Linked DNA regions of Homo sapiens: region 1 is linked to region 2. A link is an interaction called in ENCODE POLR2A ChIA-PET data of the cell type or tissue named here. Cell type or tissue: PC-9. All regions are shown on one strand.

Region 1 (2,500 bases), 410 kb after region 2:
TCCTTTTACATTAAAATATTTTTCACCAGTTTTTAACCTCAGTTATTATTTGGGCCACTCCAGACTTTCCCAACCATTTACACACATTCACCCCCTCACCCACCCACCCACGCATCCACTCATAGTCTACCAGGACTGCCCATTTACATGGATACACATACAGACACACACACACACACACACACACACACGTGCATATACACACACGTTTTAAAATGCATTCTGGGCCACTAAAAATATTTATTAGCCATTATAGAAATGAATGACATTAGTTTTCAAAGTAAAAGCTATAGTTGTTCAACAGAGAGGCAGAGTCTGTGAGCCACTTCTCACTACAGCATAGGGAGAATGTTTAATGGCACCTCTGGGAATAATATAGTATCTGAAGAAAAAAGCTTTCAATGGCTCAGGGGGCAGGACAGTCACCTTCAGTTGACTGTCCCACAGTTAGGGTCTCTGTACCCAGTCTCCTCCAGAGCCTCAAGAGTGGCAGCTCTGGGGAAACACTGTCCCCTGTCCAGGGTGGGGTCTTCAAACAGGTCAGGGTTGCTGTGTTTGGGGTCTTGAGTACAAAAGTACATGCACACAAATGTCGACTGGCGTACTGCTTCTGGGATACTTAGGTAACCTGAAAAGCCATACCTCGGCCCTTATTCCCATTCAATAGCATCCTGAAAAGAAATCTAAGTGATTTTCCAGCATGGCTTGTGAGACATCTCTTGTGTCTCTATGGCTGGTGGAAAGAGTTATCATGCAGATGCTCTAGAAGAGTCAAACCCAAACCATAAGCAAACAGAAACCTCTCTCAAGACTAATGTGCTGAACACGGGTACTGAATGAGGTGAGCCTCTCCCCATTTTCTGGAGTCCACAGCTGTCTTTCTAAGCTAAGTCGGCATTTAAGTGGCACAACAGAGATGCCAGGTTAATGGCTGTGAAGGATGACAAATATCAGTATGGTCGTATTACATCTGTCTTTCAGCAAGAGTTATTACCAAGACATAAGAAACTGCAGTCCCTTCCCTGCCCCATAGCACCTCATAGTTACTCAATGTGGCCCATCCTCAATTGATTACGCTGACCCTTTAATGAGAAGTTCTGATAACCATATGCTTGTTAGCAGGCCTTTTCTTTGATCAGCTCTTACAGGAAATCTAACGTATACTCCTTCACTCTCCCACCACTGGGAGAAATATAATTGAATCAATGCAGTAATTAAGTACCCCATATTCATCTTTCCTTGGCGTTTCAGGATGTTGCTCTGGTTCCAGGTCTCACTGGAGAGAAGAGGGCAGCTGTCCAGAAGTAGCAAGTATAAGAGACTGGTCTGAATGTACCAGGATCACAACAGACATTTTGAAAGTTTACTTTGTTTACTTTGTCTCTGAAAAATGCCAAGCATGTAGGAGTTTGGGGTTAACAGGTTGCATGCAGTCAGATCCCAGTACCTTGAGCTGTTATTCTAATTTAAGGAATGCAGACATGTGGCATGGAGGTTGCCTCTTTTCCTCTTGCACTCACGGTAGACATCCCTAATGGATCAGCACTCATGGCAGCTATCACTAATGAGTCATGGTGTTCTTTCCTGTTGGGCCCAGACATGAGCTAGTTAATACTTCTTTTCAACACCTCGCCCCAATCACATAAGTTGGAAACAATGAACTATTTTTGTTCTAATTGATTTCATATACTTTAATTTCTTTCCTTAAAGTAACTGACAGTTGACTAAGGTATCATTACTTTATTTTAGCAACATTCTCTCTATACTTCTTAGCTAATTCCTCCACTAATCTGAGCTACAAATAATATGGGATATCATCCATTGCCAGACACTGTTAGACACTAAGTGCCAATTTATGTCCCTGTGTCCTTACAAAAATCTCAAGGCAGGGAAAGGTGGCTCGAATCTGACCTGTATTATGGCTTCCAGTAACCTTTCCAGGTGACTGCTACGCTGAATTATTGGCCTCCCTTTGCTTCCTACAGTGTCACCACTGCATTCACTTTGTCATACTACAATGGTCTGTCCATGTGCCCTCTTCCCTACTTAGCTCCACAACAGCAGGACCCATGTCTTACTTAACCTTTCAATGCCCAGCACATGGAACACTGCTGAATATAGAGTGGGTGTTTGGTAATTATGTTGAAAGAATTTTTTTTTAAGTTCTTGTTTTCAAATACAAGTTGAGCATCCCAAATCTGAAAATCCAAAATCCTCCAAAATCTGAAACTTTTTGGGCTCTGACATAACACTCAAATGAAATGCTTACTGACGCATTTCAAATTTGGGATGCTCAACTGGTAAGTATATAATGTAAATATTCCAAAACCTGAAAAAAAAAAAACCTGAAATCTGAAACACTTCTGGATCCAAGCATTTCAGATAAGCGATTCTCAATCTGTACTTGCTGAGTTTCAATTCATGCCCTACAGTGAACATCACCCATGACAAGTCCTGCGACTGGAGGAAATTTACTTCATAAAGTAAGGAGTGGTGGGCA
Region 2 (2,500 bases):
TTCTCCTTTGAAACAGAGCCTACTGGGATGTTAGATGTCTGGTACATGAAACGGCACATTGACTACAGTAGACAACAGATTTCTCTTTTCTGGAAGGTGAGTTTTAAGCGTCAACTTAAAACTCAAGGGAATAAAACTGAAGGCAGAAAAAGACCTATTTGCATAGTGGCTTTTATATGAAGCTTCAATGATTTTGCTAGAGCTCATTTTCTCACATTCATGACACACCACAGTGTCATGTGCCTTTGGTGGATAGGGGTGAGAGCTGAGTTCCTTCTTCCACACAGTCACATCGTTTCAATCCCACTTCCTATAAGATCAAGGTCTTTTTCCATCCCTGGCATTTCCACCCTCTGACCCCAACTACTTCATCTCTTCTGACTGTTGTCCCCTTTCTGCCCACCCCCACCTCTCCTACATAAATATGCCCAGCAGTAACCATGTCACTTCACTTATTCACTCTTTGGGAAACAAAAGATGAAAAAGCTGTGGATGTGGATATTTAATAATGTTTGTTAAGTCATTGAAGAGGGAGAAGGAGGAAAGAAAGCTGCTCTACTTTAGGAATAGTAATAGTGGTAGAAAATAATACAAACAGGCCAGGTGCAGTGGCTCACGCCTGTAATCCCAGCACTTTGGGAGGCCAAGGCAGGCGGATCACTTGAGGTCAGGGGTTAGAGACCAGCCTGGCCAGCATGGTGAAACCCCGTCTCTACTGAAAATACAAAAATTAGCCGGGCATGGTGGCATGCGCCTGTAATCCCAGCTACTGGGGAGGCTGAGGCACGAGAATCACTTGAACCCGGGAGGCAGGGGTTGCAGTGAGCCAAGATCATGCCACTGCACTCGAGCTTGGGTGACAGAGTGAGACTACGTTTCAAAAAAAAAAAAAAAAGAAAATCATACAAACAGGAATAGAAAGCAGCCCTTCCTCAGGAATGGTAATAAAACAGTAGTAAATTAGACAACTTTCCAGAAAACAGTGAAGCCTGACATTATCATAGAATGCGAAAGTTTCACAAAGCACTGAAAGCTGGCATTACCATTTTATTTAATCCTCACAAAAATCCCCTGAGGTAAGTACTGGTACGCCCACTTACCAGTGAATGAGAAAACGAATGAATGAGTGAATGAAAAAACGAGTATCAGAGAGAGGAAAGAGAGGAAGTTCTTGCCCAAAGTCACCCAGCTACTGAGCACAGACCTGAGACTGAAACCTTATCCAGAACTGCTGCATCGTGACTCATCTTTGTTGAAGGAAAATGCTGTGCGATTCGAATTGAGCTACTGATTGGCATGCTCATAAGAGGTTTCCTGGTGAACTGCACTCTTTATTTCTCAGGACTCACATCCTCTTCACTACACCTCTTCCAGTTGAGGATAGAAAGTTTTGGAATTATGAATCTGAATGAGCACAAAACCAGAAGAGTAAGAATAACAATTATAAAGTCCTCTGATGGGGTTCACATGATGGGTTTTGATCATTGCACACTTCTTCAGTTTTAAGAAATGAGTGATTTCTTCTTCTTTCTCCTCCCTGTCTCTCTCACACACACATAAAACGTCTGGTATAAGAAGAGACTACTATAAATAGCCTGGTGAATCATGATCAGGCTCTTCACTTTGAAACTAACACTGCAGCTCAAAATTTATTTTAAAATGAATCTACTTTCAATAGCAAGACAATTCTCAAAGCAGGACATTTAGAACAGCCATAATTTGTGAATATTATAGAAGAACCCAGCCTAATTATTTCCTTTTCACGAGCAAGTGACTGGTTAAAACCAAAATTCCTCCTCTCATGTAAAGGTTTCTCCTCCAAAAATGTCCTCAACAGTGATCTGGAAAGATATGCTACGTGTTAATCTATTCCACGCCTCTCAACTCAAGGGTTTCTCTCAGTAGAATGAGGGTAATGATACAGGTATCTGCAAAGCTGACAAGACCATTGTGGGGATCAGCAAATGAGAGGACACAAATGTAAAAATCACAAGGGCCACCAGTGTAAAATTCAGCAGTGCTGCATGATGCGTGTTTATCCTGACAGTGAAAGCTCCATGCCTGCGTGCTTTTCACTGTAACAAACAGAGTTTATAGTGGACATCATCTTGGTTCTCTGAAACCAGCACCAGAGTGAAGTCAAAATAAGTATGTGTTGGCCATGAGTGATGCTTGGTAAATGTGAGTATGTGATTTCTTCTCTGCTGCCCTGATTTTATTTCTATCTTCACAAGGCTTAGGTTCTATAATGAGGTCTTGGAATTTGGAGGGACTTCAAAGCTCTTCTAGTTCAGCCTTCCTTTCATTATAAACATGGCTCCTACTCCTGCCAGGACAGACAGATGTCTCAGTGGGGATATTCTGGGACAGGGAGAATCTCACTTTGTAGTCTGCCCATGCCATGGTTGAACATCTCTTATTGTTTAGAAAATGTTTCCTTTTGTGTAGCCAGAATTGTGGGCCCAAGAAGGATGCTTGGGGTTGGAACTGGCTTAGAAGA

The links. ChIA-PET counts read pairs that join two places held together with the same protein. Peaks named below come from ENCODE experiments on the same cell type or tissue, not always from the same donor. Only the 100,000 strongest peaks of a DNase experiment are listed, where the experiment ranks them.
Region 1: POLR2A ChIA-PET joins it to region 2 with 6 read pairs; 1 of 35 experiments calls an interaction of 5 or more read pairs at or near these places.

The regions. Positions count from the first base shown.
Region 1 is chr1:67,751,022-67,753,521 of GRCh38, forward strand. All of the region lies in intron 2 of GNG12 (G protein subunit gamma 12), which reads right to left. Among named protein-coding and RNA genes, the nearest start is that of GADD45A, 67 kb to the left of the region's middle. In PC-9, no CTCF peak of the experiment used is centred here; a DNase peak (open chromatin) is centred at 1,450; H3K4me3 peaks cover 496 bases; H3K27ac peaks cover 1,661 bases.
Region 2 is chr1:67,338,608-67,341,107 of GRCh38, forward strand. It overlaps IL12RB2 (interleukin 12 receptor subunit beta 2), which reads left to right. Exons shown (of 17, transcript NM_001374259.2): 9 at 17-96. Among named protein-coding and RNA genes, the nearest start is that of IL12RB2, 32 kb to the left of the region's middle. RefSeq lists an enhancer at 299-378. In PC-9, no CTCF peak of the experiment used is centred here; a DNase peak (open chromatin) is centred at 1,254.